Regions from separate parts of the Homo sapiens genome. Here region 2 is linked to region 1. The links are chromatin contacts, found by Hi-C in ENCODE. All regions are on one chromosome and are shown on one strand. The core of a region is the stretch at or near the end of the contact, and the rest is flanking DNA. Distances in the headings are between cores, read along the strand shown. Region 1 holds the start of PRKAG1 (protein kinase AMP-activated non-catalytic subunit gamma 1). Region 2 holds the start of MCRS1 (microspherule protein 1).

Region 1 (7,202 bases), core at 1,576-4,075:
ACCAGGGACAATCCTCTTCCCCACCACCGGCCCTCAGGCTGGCATCTCTGCCCCCAGCTCCAGGAGGGGCCAGACAGAAGCAGCCATTGGGCATCTCAGGTTTGAGGGGGATATGGGCCGGGAACTACCCAGAAGCATCTGGGAGGCAGCAGGGTGGGGGAAGAGGATGTGTGGCCGGGCCTCACAGCCCTGCTGCTCCCACTGACCTCTCCGGCCCAACTCACGGCTGCAAAGAGACTTGACTAAGCTTGACAATCCCAAAGGCCGGGTCCCACACCTGGCCCTGCCTGCCGGGTCCTGCCCCCACCCTCACCCCCATCCCCCTCCCTCTTGATCTGTCTCTGTTTCCCTCTTTTCCTCTGTGTTTCTGTCTCTCTATGGGTTGTGTTTCCTTGTTTTCCACTCTGACAAATGCAACATGAACGGGAAAGAGGCGCCCAGCTGCCTAGGAGGGCAAGCTGGGCAAGCCGGGCAAGGAGACCCCGCACCCACACCTACCTCATTTAAGTGTTGGATTTTTTGCTGTTTTGAAATGTGAGACCCTCTCCAAGCCCCCTACTGCCCCAACCCTCTCCCCCACCTCACTGCCCTCTTCTGAGTGGGTGGAAGGGGGGTAGGAGGAGGAAGAAAAACAACAACAAAAAATCCATCTTTGTTTTTAATTATGGGCATGGGATGGTGGTTGAGGCAAATGATGATGAAGATTGGGGATGACTGGCCCCTAGTTGCTCTAGGACTTCCTTCTCCATCTGGACATGGGGGCAGGAGGGAGCTAAACCTAGGACCAGGATATCTCCCTCCTGTTTTCCCAACCTCATCATGAGCCTGTTTGCCCTCCAGCCCCTGGACGGGTTGGGTGGGGGGTAGGGTGAGGGCTATCCCTGAGTGGCATGCCCATACCTAGTGAGGCAGGGTGTGGCCCGGAGCTCCCACTTTCCCTCAGTCACCAAACTGCTGCTGGTCTGGTGGGAAGGGGTGGTGATGTGGGGGTGGGGGAGCTTAGTGTCAGCGCGGGGAGGGTGGGGGGTATTTATCTATTTATACATGGGATTGTACATAGTCTTGTGGGGCATGGGGGAGCCGGCTGGAGGTGAGAACCCTCCCCTCTCCCCCCACCCCCCGGGGAGAGCAAATGTAAAACTACTAATTTTTGTGCTTTATATATTCTATATAAATATATCTATTTTCTTTTTACAAAACCAGTTTATAAATGGTAGGGGGGTGTGGGGCGGACACATGGAGCTCCCCTTGTGGGGGGGCCCCCTCCATTACCCGACCTACCGCCCTTTTCCTCACCCCCCACCCCACTCCCCACCCCCTGGCTGTGACTGCTGTAAGATGGGGGTATAGAGGCTGGGCAATTCCCACCCCCTGTTGTATAGTTGGACTATGTTATAACGCACAAAAGAGAGCTGACCCCAGGGGGAGCCAGAGGGTGATGGGTTCCTTGCCTCCCTTTCCTTCCCCTTTCTGCCCAAGCTTGTGCTGCAGTTGAACCTCTTCCTGGGGGTGGGAGTAGGTAAGGGGTGGGTGAGGCCCCAAACCCCTCTCTGGTAGGGAACCGTGGGGATGAAGATGAAGCTTATATGCAGTTCTCTTCTAGGGGCTGTGGGCAAAGGGCATTTTGTAATTAATATTTTCAAGAATCAGATGTCTGGAGTGTAGGGGTGGGCTTGGTGGTGGTGGACGGGCGGGCCTGCTGGAGGGGGAGCTTGGTCGCTGTTGTGATTTTAGGTTTGTTTTTGTTTTGTTTTGAATTTGGGGGGTTGTGGATTGTTGGGGGTAGGGAGATTTTTTTTTTTTAAAGCTGCTTCCTCAACTGTTTCAAGCTGCAAATGTTTAAGAGAATAACAGCCCCCACTCCCACAGGAACCGCTGTAATTAAATCAGACAGTAGGAAGACTGGGCTGCTGCCCTCAAAGCCACAGCCCTTGGATGTTCCTTTTCCGAGAGCAGAAGGTCTAGGCTACAGGGAGGGGGAGATTGGCTCCCGTGAGTCAGGCTGTGTTTGGGGCTTGGGCCCTGGGATTGGGAAAAGGGGATGGGGCAGACTTTGTAAGCATATGCTAGGTATCCGATAGTCCTGTAGAATTTAGTGAAGAAACCTTATACAGTTTTTAATTTTTATATAAACTATAACTCAGACCCAAGCTACAAGGTTGGAATTTTGGTTGGTTTTTTTTTTAAGTACCCTGCCTGTATAATTGCATCAGAATCCCCCACCCCACCCCCCGCCCCCGTGTTTGTATTTTGGGTTGGTTTACACTCGCACATACTCAGTTTTCAGTTTTCCCCTTTACAGTCTTCTCCCCTCACCTCCAGGACCCTCCCCCTTTTTAAAAAATAAATCGCTGACAAGTGTGAATCCCGTGAAGACTTTATTTTGTGTTGTGTGTATCCTGTACAGCAAGGTTGGTCCTTCGTAACAACGGATGAAATGGTTCCCTTTTTTAAAGCGCCCTCTCTCCCTCCACCCTCAGCGCCCCTGTCCTTGGCATGTTTTGTATCAGCGATCATTCTGAACTGTACATATTTATGTTGCGAGAGGCAAAGGGCAAGTTTTGGATTTTGCTTCTTCCAAGTTTGTTTTTAAACGACAAATAAAAAAAGAACATTTTAAATACAAGCGGCTCCGTCCCATGACCCTCGCCGTCAGCCGGATCCGTGCGGTCCGCGAGGACCCGGGGGAGGGCGGTTACCGAGGCCCGCCACCGCCGGAAGGGTGGGTTCCTTGCCTTCCGCCCCAGTCTGGCGACTGCCATGACGTGGGCGGAAGTGGCGTCGCCGCACCGGATGTGGGGCGGGGCCTGCCCCAAGAGAGTTTCCTAAAGCGAGGAAACCAAGCCGGGCGCCTCTTGCAATGGAGACGGTGAGGAGTGCAGGAGGGCGGTCGGGGGCGCTGTGGAGCCTAAGACACCCCCCCAACCCTTAGGAGACCGGGAGGGCCGGGCAGGGGCTGGCGCTGGTGTCTAGCAAACAAAAAGCAGCCGGGTGTCTGCCCTATCCCGTGACCCTGTTCCTCCGCTTCTTCGTTGGGCGCATCTCCTGGAACTGGGCCGCGTCCCCGCCGCCTTTCCGTACGCGGTACCCTTAGCCCAAGCAGGCAGTGACTCCTGGCTCCCTCCTTGGGGCCCACGTATGCCGTGGCAATCTCGGGCCTCCTTTCCTATTGGCACCTCAAGCCCTTTTAGAGGTTTGAGAGCGCAGGGTTGTGAGCCGGCTTTGCTGGGTGAGGCACGGGGCGTCCAGAGGGATCTCCGCTTGCAGGTAGCTCCTGGACCTCGATGGTCTTTCTGTGATCCCTGCAATCCCCGGCAGGAGGACATCTGAAGATCTTTATACTGCGTCCAGTGAAGTCACATTCCCTTAATAAGACCGAGAATTGAGGTTTGCTTGAAAGAGGAAATCTTGCAGTGTTAGAGGCCGATGTGTCCCTGGACAATTTTAGGTCATGGCCCGCTCTGCGACTCTAAGCAGGGGTTTTGGCATAGCTCATTCTTGGCGAGCAGGCATTGACCAATTGTGGCAGGGCCCTGTCACCCTCCCACAGATGCTGCGGGTTGCCTGCTACATGTTTGCACCCACCCTCACTCTCAGGAGTCTTTTTCTAGCGCTCTGTAACCCCTCCCATACACTTCCCTCTCCACAGTTTTTAACCATGTGTCTTCTTTCAGGCAGAGTAACTCTTTCCATCTTGGTTTTTATCATCTGCTACTGTAGTTACGAAAGGACTGCAGGTTCACTTTGCTTTGGATTACATGCCCAGAGTAATTCTTTGCCACACCGTTTCTCTGCTCACAGAGAGGTTGTTTCTTTCAGGTTTTCAAAAAGAAAACCGACCAAAGTACTAAAATGATTCGCAGTTGGTCTCCCAGGCAAGGGAGCCAATTCTGACTAATCAGGATAATCTTAAACAAAAATAAGGAGTCTAATTCCATTAAATTTAAAATGACATGTCATATTCTACTTACTTGTAAATGTATTATGGTTTACAAAGCATTTTTATATAGATTTTCTAATTTAGCCTTTACACTTTATGTACTGGATTAGGCTCTGGGGTAGAAGTTAAAAAGAGGAAAAAGAAAACTCAGCCAGGTGTGGTGGCTCACGCCTGTAATGCCAGTACTTTGGGAGGCCAAGGCAAGTGGATTGCTTGAGCTCAGGAGTTCAGCATCAGCCTGGGCAACATGATGAAAGCCTGTCTCGACAGAAACAAAAATACAAAAATTACCCAGGCGTGGTGGTGGTGGTGTGTGCCTGTAGTCCCAGCTACTCGGGAGGCTCAGGTGGGAGGATCGCTTGATCCAAAGAGGTGGAGGCTGGAGTGAGCTGAGATCATGCCACTGCACTCCAGTCTGAGTGACACAGTGAGATCCTGTCTCCAAAAAAAAAGAAAAGAAAGAAAACTCCTGCTTTGAAAATGTTCAGCCTAACTGGAGTGATGGTGAGGGCAAGCCAGCAACAGCTGTTATTTAAAGGTAGACTATAATAAATGCTGTCATCAATATGAAAACAGAGGACTGTGACAGAATAGCTGAGAGAAAAATTACTTTGGACCTAGGAGAGGGCACTGCAAATTGAGAGAACAGTGTGAGCAAGGGCACTGAAATTGGGGTATGTAGAGAACTGGGGGTGAGCCAGCGGCATGATGTTGCTGGCTTTGGATTTTGGTCACAGTGGGAGAAAAGACTGGAAAAGCAGGCTAAGATCAGGTTGAAGGTATTACACACCATGCTAAATTTGAACTTTGTTTTGTAATAGGGGACCCATGGAAGATTTATGAGCAAGTCAGTGAATGTCCTTTAGGAATGTTCATAGCAGCTTTCTGTACATGGACTGAGCTACTTCGAAAAGTAAAGTTTCTTGTTAATGGGGATGAAAGTCCCTTCCAAATCTGAGATGCTTTGGTGAACAAACTTGGTGAAAGCATGAAAGATAAATTGAAGAACAGATAGATTTGGGCCAAGGACCCCAGTTTAAACAACGTTGCAGAGGTGAGAGGTAAAAGCCTAAATTAAGGCTGTGATATTGGCAATGAGAGAGATGGATCTGAGACATTTCTAACATACCAGCTTAGCTGATAAGTGTTAAGAAGACAGCTGTGCAAAACAAAAAAACAAGATGGGAACCACAGCGAGAATAATAGGATTGGAGGGACAAATGTTTTGTTTCGTATTCAAGCATTTGAGGAGTCTCTGTGACATCTATGGTTGTCAAACAAATAATTGGAAATGTAGATCAGAAGTTTGGAAGAAATTGCGAGTCTATTTGTCAGATGTAGACTGTGTCTCTGTAATATTTTGTACTTGCGTGGTACAGTGGTACTTTCTCAGGTCCCTTATGTTATTAAAAGTAGAAAGGAGGCCAGGAGCAGTGGCTCTTGCCTGTAATCCCAGAATTTTGGGAGGCCAAGGTGGCCGGATCGCTTGAGCCCAGGAGCTCAAGACTAGCCTGGTCAACATAGCGAGACCCCATCTCTACAAAAAAATACAAAAAGTAGCTGGGCCTGGTGGTATGTTCCTGTAGTCCCAGCAGCCCGGGAGGCAGAAGTCGGAGAAGCTGGGGAAGTTGAAGATGCAGTGATCTGTGATCATGCCGCTGCACTCCAGCCTGAATGACAGAGTGACACCCTGTCTCAAAAAAAAAAAAAAAGGTAGAAAGGAGTAGATGTAATTACATAATCCCCCCTCTGATATGGTGAAACAGGCAGAAAGTTAAAAGTCACGGCCAGGCTCGGTGGCGCATACCTGTAATCCCAGCACTTTGGGAGGCCGAGGCGGGTGGATCACGAGGTCAGGAGTTTAAGACCAGCCTGGCCAACATAGTGAAACCCCGTCTCTACTAAAAATACAAAAAAAAACTTAGCTGGGCGTGGTGGCAGGCATCTGTAGTCCCAGCTACTTGGGAGGCTGAGGCAGGAGAATCGCTTGAACCCCGGAGGCGGAGATTACAGTGAGCCAAGATCGCATCACTGCACTCCAGCCTGGGAGACACAGCGAGACTCTGCCCACCCGCCCAAAAAAAAAGTCACATATGCAGTTGTGTTTGACTCTCTTATGTTGGTATCTGTATCTCTAGTTAGCTCTATGTTTCTTTCCTCCCTCTGTAACTTAGTCTTGGGCATATCTGTTCATATCAGTGTGCATCATTCTTTGAGAATTAAAAAACAAAACAACTGTGAATTATATGCAAAACCCTGTGCTTGGTGGTATGGGAGATACAAAGTATAAGATAGTTCTAGGTTTCCAGGAATTTATAATCTGTTTGGATAGATAATGAACAAAATAACTGTAGCACAGTACAGTATATATCATATGATGGGTAAATTCTACAGAAGTAGCTGTTTTTGTGCCTTTGTGTAGATCTTTGTGAGACTCTGATATATCATGTGTCTATCTTTATCACAGCCCTCTCTCCCACTTATAAGTGATGAGGCTGTTGTTCTGATAGTCTTGCCAAAATGGCAGGCCAAGCTGACAGTCTTATGCAGTCCAGTGGGAAGAGGGAGATTATCCCCCTTACTCCCTGCACTCTCCCCTAGCCCATTAAGGGAGAAAAGTTTAGGGCTGTCTTAAACTTCCCTGGTTTAGGAAGTTTGTCAGCCAACCTCCCAGGTTGAAGTTTTTAATGTCATGTTACTACAGAAGCTATGGGGATGAAGTATGGTTTTATTTTGGAGATATCACCCAGAGAAAATGGAGCCAAGACTGTTGATGCTAGCAGATGAAAATTGTTGTGATCCCTTCTGGGTTCCTAAATAACAATGGCATTTCCAAATGTTCCCACTTGAGGGAGCACAGAAATGGTTCTAAGTTTTGTCTAGTCAAAGCACTCTCTAATCTCAGACTATCTTGGGAAGGGAAACTTGGAAAACCAGCATCCCCTGGCTATAGCAGCCTTTGACTCACAAGGGTGCTGAGTGGACTCAAGTTCCCAGTTTCAGTACATTCGTGTTCCTTATCCACCTCTCAGTCATTCAGGTTTTGACTGGCTGACAGTCAGCTACTGGGATCCTCCCCAGTTGTGGCTCTCTCTCTGCCATGGAGCTAGACAATGGTGGAACCAGTGTCTGTGGTTCTAGTGCCTACAACTATGCCTAGTGAGTGTCTGTGTTTGGGGAAGACAATGCTGTCTCTCTGGCTTCCATGTTTTAATAAAGTAGATCTGTGAGAATCTTGTAGGGGTTAGCCCTAAGCTCAGAT
Region 2 (7,202 bases), core at 1,236-3,735, 550 kb before region 1:
ACAATCTTGAGCAGGAAGCTGCCCTTTAGAAATCCCTGCATCCATACCACAAGGGTGCCTAGGTTTCTTTTTATCCAATAGTAGGGAGGATTGAGGACCAGAGGGGAAGTTTGAGTTTCCAGGTACCAAACAGGAGATGATGGTGACCACCACCTTTCCCTCGTGACACCTTGGGGGAAGGAATTACCTCAGGCAGCTGGAAGCCAAGAGTTTTCCTTTCTCCTCTTTCACTCAGGAAGTTGTGGCTCAGTGCAGTGGCTTACGCCTGTAATCCAGCACTTTGGGAGGCTGAGGCGGGTGGATTATTTGAGGCCAGGAGTTCGAGACGAGCCTGGCCAACATGGCGAAACCCCGTCTCTACTAAAAATACAAAAATAAGCCAGGCAGGTGGCAGGCACCTGTAATTTCAGCTACTTGTGAGGCTGAGGCAGGACAATCACTTGAACCCAGGAGGTGGAGGTTGCAGTGAGCCGAGATTGTGCCACTGTACTCCAGCCTGGGTGACAGAGCGAGACTCTGCCTCAAAATCAATCAATCAATAAAAAGAAGTTGTGTAGAACCTATTTTTTTTTTCATTGTAAAATATGGCCGGGCGCAGTGGCTCACACCTGTAATCCCAGCACTTTGGGAGGCTGAGGTGCGTGAATCATTTGAGGTCAGGAGTTTGAGACCATCCTGGTCAACATAGTGAAACCCCATCTCTACTAAAAACACAAAAATTATCCAGGCATGGTGGCGCACACCTGCAATCCCAGCTACTCAGGAGGCTGAGGCATGAGAATCGCTTGAACCCGGGAGGTGTAGGTTGCAGGAGCCGAGATCGCTCCACTGCACTCCAGCCTGGGTGACAGAGGAAGGCTCTGTCTCAAAAAAAATAAAACAAAATTTAAAAACCATGTATTAAAAAACTGGAAAATAATTAGAGAGAAGAATTACTACTACTACCACTTGGACATGTGTTAACATTCTGGTGCATTTCCTTCAACTGTCTTTTCCTTTGTATGTTTTTAATAGTTATCATGAATTCATATATATTTAATAACATTAATATTATTAATGTTCTGTGTAATCACTTTTTATAAAAATTATTTCAGGCCGGGTGCTGTGGCTCATGCCTGTAATCCCAGCACTTTGGGAGGCCGAGGCAGCCTGATCATGAGATCAGGAGTTCAAGACCAGCCTGGCCAACATGGTGAAAACCTGTCTCTACAAAAAAAAAAAAAAAAAAACTTAGCTGGGCATGGTGGCACGTGCCTGTAATCCTAGCTACTCGGGAGGCTGAGGCAGGAGAATTGCCTGAACCGAGACCCGGGGGCCGGAGGTTGCAGTGAGCCGAGATTGTGCCACTGCACTCCAGCCTGGGCTATGGAGCGGGACTCTGTCTCAAAAAAAAAAAATTTCATTGGTTTTCTGATATTTTCACAAGTTTACATAATATATTTAATCAAGTGCCTGTTAAAAAATAAAACACACACTCTTTCATGGGAGTTAAAATAAGTACATACTCATTAAACAAGTCCACAGAACAGTAAATGAGGTTGGTACTCTCGAAGCAGAGGGCCATAGTATACCGTCAGGGCCAAAAGGGCCAGTCTCTCATTTGACACTTGAATTCCCTAGCAATGTCCATGTTATGTGTTCTTGACACCTCTGATGGACAGCTTTGGAACTGAATCTTTCTTATTCTGAGCTGAAGTATGTCTCTCTATAGCTGCTAGACTTTAGTACCTCGCAAAGGAAGCATAAAACAGAATTCCTCTTTTAGACAACAGTCTTTCTAGTTTTCCGGAACATCTCTCACAGCCCCAAATTCCCAATTTTTCCGACAGGTTCGTTCTCCCACCCCAAGATTCCTTCCAAGGCACTCTCCTCTGAAGGTGCTTCCATTGGTTTTCTCTCTTACCTCCCGGCGACCACAAGTGGCCCCAGCCGTCCAGGTGGGGTCCGGCTGACGGGACCAAGTCGACACTACTCCTTCTCGCAGGGTCTCTTCCTTCTCAGTAAAGCGGCCCACGATCCTCCATCCGCTCCTCAGAGAGCCTCTCTGCCCTTTCTGTCCGCCACATCTCCCTGGCTACATTATCTCCCCGACTAGTGCCTAGCAGGCGGGCCTGATAGAAGTTTCTCTAAAGGCTCTGGAGGAGTCAAACAATGCATAAGGTCCTGTGCAACCCTCAGACTCCTATACCTCGTGGGAATTTGGAAGTCGAAATCCAGTCCGCGGTCCCGCCCCTCCCCGGGTCGCCTCAATTAGCCCCGCTCGGTCTCGCCCTAAGTCTCGCCTTTCCCTTTAACCAACCCCTCAAGCCGGGTTACCTCTCCGGTGCCTATAATCCTTAACGTTTCCCTATATGCTGTCCCAACTAGGAAAGCCTTTACTTTCCGCTATTGGTAAAATATTTACACTTTCCGTACCATGGCCACGCCCCCTTCACACACGTTGCCAAGACGAACCGGAAGAGATTGCCAGCCCCCTGGTTCGTTAACCGGAAGTAGACGTACCTCACGGAAGCCGGCTTTGGCCCTGCGGCTGCTACCGTCGCCGCGGAGAAATTGTTGGATCTGGCAGTCTAGGAATGGTGAGACCTCGCGGTTCGCCTCTGAGGGTTCTCAGAGGAGTTGGGGATGAAATGGAGTTTTGCAGAGTGCCGCCGGGGACGACCACCCCCCAAGTTTGGGGCCCCGCCCCAGTGGCGCCCCGAAAAGCTGCGCATGCGTGGGCCGGACCGGGTTAGAATCTGGCTCGAAGTGTTACGCATGCGCAAAGGCATGGAGACCGTGGGGTGAGAATGGGCTTGCGAGTTTACCCCCACCTCCCCAGCCACCAGCCTGTGGGTCTCAAACCAAGGCTACTTGGTGCTCTGCTTTGAGTTGCAGAGGTGACTTCATCAATGCTCCTACCCCGAGTTCTTGAGACAGACCTGGACCGATCCCCTACCTTGGGTGTGCACTCTTGGGAGAACGAGGGGCGGAGGGTCCGGTAAGGAAGGGGCACAGACCCTACCTCAGTTTGCCGGCAAGCTCGGGCCCCTTCGCCCTCTCCTCAGATGTCAAGATTCTTAGTCGTAGCCTATGGAGCGGAGAGCGACAGGCTCACCTGGGGACAGGGCTAGAACACTGAGCTAAGAGCCACCCTGGTTAGAAGTGGGGACTCACGAGAGGAGCGCCCCGAGAAAGTCCAGTACCTGGGTTCTCTAGGGGTTGTTGGGGCACAGCGTGGTTGATAATCACGCAGTTCCCAAACAGTGGTTTTTGGTTTCCACGAGATGGTATCTCATGGAAATACCACTTACTAAATCTTCAGTAAAAACCCCAAATGGAAAAGAAAAACAAAAAAAAAACGAGATGGACTGGTTGGAGTTTTGTCTCCCTTTCTTTTTTCCTGCTTTGGCCTGGGAGGGGAAGGCTGGTGCTGCTGAGCTGAGTGGACAGCTGAAGTAAAGAAAAATGTGGGCCAAAGAATCCCTTGTCTCTTGCTAGTTTATAGTCAAGGCGCTTAACCTAGGAGATACCAGTAGAATTAAAGGGTCTATGAACCCTCTAAAATAGTATGTGTTTGCACCCTTTTCTGCAGTCCATAGCTGTTATCATACTCTGAAAGGTGCCAGTGACCTTCACAAGACTGATGTCTAAGGCTATTATTGGCAGAGTGGGGCCTTATGCCTCTTTCCTGTCCTTATGTCTTCCCTAGCTTATGGGACCCTGGGGGACCTGAGCCAGTATAAGGAAGTGAGGCTGGCCAGTTGGAAATCTGAGCCTCAGGGAGCCTCATTTCTCCTTTGCAGAATCTCCTCTCAGCCTTTAAGCTCACCTGGTCAGAATCCTTGGATGAGCCTGTGGGACCGTTCCTCCTAGCCCGGTGGTTTGGAACCAGTGGCTTTGGGACTGTAAGAGGATGGACAAAGGTAGTATGAGGCCGGGACAGCTCCCCAAATGCTCGGGCGCCAAGCATCTGCTGATTCCACTCTGTGCCTGGCACGTGTGTCTTTCGGTCCTGGCTAGGCCTTGCCACCTCCCCCTGGGCCAGCACCACCCATGTACCTGTCGGCAGAGCCACAGTTGACTGACTTGCTGTTGAGCTGCTGCTCTTTAGCACGGCTGCATTTTGATGGCAGAGGGAGCAGTTATGCCCAGAGCCCAGCGTGTCGGCATCACCAGTCTGACCTGAGCACCATGTGCTGCACGACATGACACGTGGCACCGGGGGAACTGCCCAGCGTGGAAGGTCTGGGCCAGGTCTGAGCCCAGATGGGATCTGGATGGCCAAGGAACTCTACCTTAAAACCTCAAGTGTCAAGGAGGCAGGGGAGGGGCCAAGAGGGCTGGCAGGGGAAGGGGGCTGGGGAGGGGTCCCATTTGCAGAGGCTCTAGGATCTTAGGAGGCCCGAATCCACCATTTCTCTCTTGCTAGATTCTCAGGGGCTGCTAGATTCATCCCTGATGGCATCAGGCACTGCCAGCCGCTCAGAGGATGAGGAGTCACTGGCAGGGCAGAAGCGAGCCTCCTCCCAGGCCTTGGGCACCATCCCTAAACGGAGAAGCTCCTCCAGGTAGTAAGGGTTCGGAGGGCCAGGAACTGGGAAAGGGTAGAAGGTCTGTGGCGTTAAGTGCCACATGCCTCCCCATCTGTTGGGAATGGCTGCCTGAGCCCCTCTGGGGCCTTAGTATTGGCAGAGCCTTGTGCTTTTCCTGTCCCTGCTAAATCCTTCCCTGTGGGACTGAGGGCAGGGGAGGGAGATCTTAGGTCTCTGACGTGAAGTCTTTGTGGTGTGATACCCTGTCATCTCAGAGGGCTGGAGTGTAGCAGTTCCATGGCCACAACCAGGCTGTGGCGTAAAGTGAAAGCAGGCTGGAGCAGATAGCACCCTACTGGGCACCTGCTCTCTTTTGGGGGCTGGGGGTGTGTGAATGGGTACCAGGGTGGGGTAAGGAGTGTTCACTGGGCAGGACCCTTTACAGGTTCATCAAGAGGAAGAAGTTCGATGATGAGCTGGTGGAGAGCAGCCTGGCAAAATCTTCTACCCGGGCAAAGGGGGCCAGTGGGGTGGAACCAGGGCGCTGTTCGGGGAGTGAACCCTCCTCCAGTGAGAAGAAGAAGGTGAGGAATTGGGAGACTTAGGGGATGGGAGGTAGTGCCAGATTTCATGTTTCCCCAGAACCTTTGCCAGCTGCCAAGAGCCCTGCAGAGCAGGCTGGTGAGAGGACCAAGCTGCCCCAGCCCTCATCTCAGATGCCCCCCTCCTGGGAACACACCTCTCCCTACTCCCCATTTCTTGCTGCAGCCCCCACCCCCAACCCTGCCATTGCATCCTGTATCACATTCCGTGTGGGAGGCATGGAGCATGCATCTATTCTGGGAGCAGACAGCCTGTTCCCAGCATTGCAGAGTGTAAAAATAACCCCCAGGTGGCATTGCTGTGGCCCTAGACACTGCACCAGCAAGAGTGATTTCCCGGTATCCTCCCCACCCAACTTTCACTCTGGGGTCGGGGATACTGCCAGCAAAGAGAAGACCCCGTATGGTCAAGGACTATATAGAAGTAACTTGGTGGGATGGGGGTGGGTATTAGAAAGCTGAGCTCCTTTCCTGTGCTTCCTGTTGTGGGCTGGAGTTGGTGCTGAGGCTGGGGCTGGGGCTGCCGCTGCCACAGAGTATGTGAAACTCTAGTCATGAAGCGCCAGCTGACTGGATGCTGGCTTTGAGCTTGGTTTGTTCCTGTCCTCTGCCCAGGTATCCAAAGCCCCCAGCACTCCTGTGCCACCCAGCCCAGCCCCAGCCCCTGGACTCACCAAGCGTGTGAAGAAGAGTAAACAGCCACTTCAGGTGACCAAGGATCTGGGCCGCTGGAAGCCTGCAGATGACCTCCTGCTCATAAATGCTGTGTTGCAGGTAGTGCCCCCACCATAGGCTCAGTGTGCCCCTTTCCCCCAACCTCCAGTTCGCACCCCAAAATTAGCCCAACAGGGCCCTGTGGGTGGCAAAGAAGGGTTGTTCCCAGCTCCAAGGCTGGAGCAAATCCTTCTGGGGCCTTGCAGACCAACGACCTGACCTCCGTCCACCTGGGCGTGAAATTCAGCTGCCGCTTCACCCTTCGGGAGGTCCAGGAGCGTTGGTACGCCCTGCTCTACGATCCTGTCATCTCCAAGTGAGTGGGAGCTGGTTCCAGCAGTGGGGAGGTACTGGGACACCAGAATTTGGGTCCTGGAGCAGAGGGAATTGTACCAGGGCCCCAGGAGGGGTCTGGGAGGCAGGACTCCTGGAGGCTCCTTGGGGGTGATACTGAGGCCTGAGAGGCTTCAAAGAGAAGTTTCTTCCTGCCTCCAGGCAAGGGAGTCTGCAGGCAGAGGGAATAGCATGGGAGAGAAAACTAAAATGAGTGCCCGGAGTGCACTGTGTGTGTTGTGGCTTTGGGCGGAGAAAACTAAAATGAGTGCCCGGAGTGCACTGTGTGTGTTGTGGCTTTGGGCGGGTCACCTCCAGCCTTTCCACATTGACCTCCTACAGTTTCATCCTCCTAACAAGGGGGAGTCGAATAGAAGAACACCAAGCCCCCTTCTAGCTCCAGTAGCCACAGGCTTCCAAATAAACTCATACACATGCAACACACAGTTCCTCTTCCTCTGTCACTTAATGTCTTCAGAGCTTGGTTGGATGCTTAACACCCATCCTCTCCACAGACCCTGGTACCACTTAAGTTGTAGCTGCAGTTCTGATATACCAGGAAATGGGCTGGGCTCAGCTTGGAAAGGGGAGGTGGTAGGCAGTGGCTAGGGGGTGGCAGCTTTGGCCAAGTAAGGAGGAAGGACTTGGAGGGAGCAGCAGCTGGTCCAAGGCTCTGCCTCAGGAAGGACTGGGTCTGAAGGGGACATAGGGGCCTCCGTTTTCTGAGTTGGCTGTTCATTCACTTGACAAACCTGTGGAGCCACAGATTATCTGCTAAGCCTTAGGCCCTTCCTAATGAGGGCCTGGCCTCTAGGTTCTGGATCTCAAAAGCCTGTAGGTTTGGGGGAAATAGTAGGAACCCCAGATTGCTTGACACCTTTCCTTCACCCCTCCCCTCTGTCTCTTTCCGTGTCCAGGTTGGCCTGTCAGGCCATGAGGCAGCTGCACCCAGAGGCTATTGCAGCCATCCAGAGCAAGGCCCTGTTTAGCAAGGCTGAGGAGCAGCTGCTGAGCAAAGTGGGATCGGTAAGGCTGAGGG

The links. Hi-C counts contacts between places; a loop is a spot of excess contacts on that map. Pooled maps may share reads with other maps.
Region 2: a loop to region 1 is called in a pooled map, with 6 times the contacts of the local background. The contact joins the promoter of MCRS1 here to the promoter of PRKAG1 in region 1. A Hi-C loop is called at or near these places in 9 of 50 pooled maps.

The regions. Positions count from the first base shown.
Region 1 is chr12:49,014,399-49,021,600 of GRCh38, reverse strand. PRKAG1 (protein kinase AMP-activated non-catalytic subunit gamma 1) reads left to right here and starts at 2,825. Exons shown (of 12, transcript NM_002733.5): 1 at 2,825-2,869. The coding sequence starts at 2,861. It overlaps KMT2D (lysine methyltransferase 2D), which reads left to right. Exons shown (of 55, transcript NM_003482.4): 55 at 1-2,623. It overlaps DDN-AS1 (DDN and PRKAG1 antisense RNA 1), which reads right to left. Exons shown (of 2, transcript NR_147179.1): 2 at 2,361-3,365. RefSeq lists enhancers at 2,422-2,621, 3,194-3,784 and a silencer at 6,701-6,995.
Region 2 is chr12:49,563,425-49,570,626 of GRCh38, reverse strand. MCRS1 (microspherule protein 1) reads left to right here and starts at 2,485. Exons shown (of 15, transcript NM_006337.5): 1 at 2,485-2,579; 2 at 3,786-3,905; 3 at 4,412-4,550; 4 at 4,960-5,098; 5 at 5,732-5,890; 6 at 6,037-6,146; 7 at 7,081-7,189. The coding sequence starts at 3,896. RefSeq lists enhancers at 1,986-2,035, 2,386-3,189.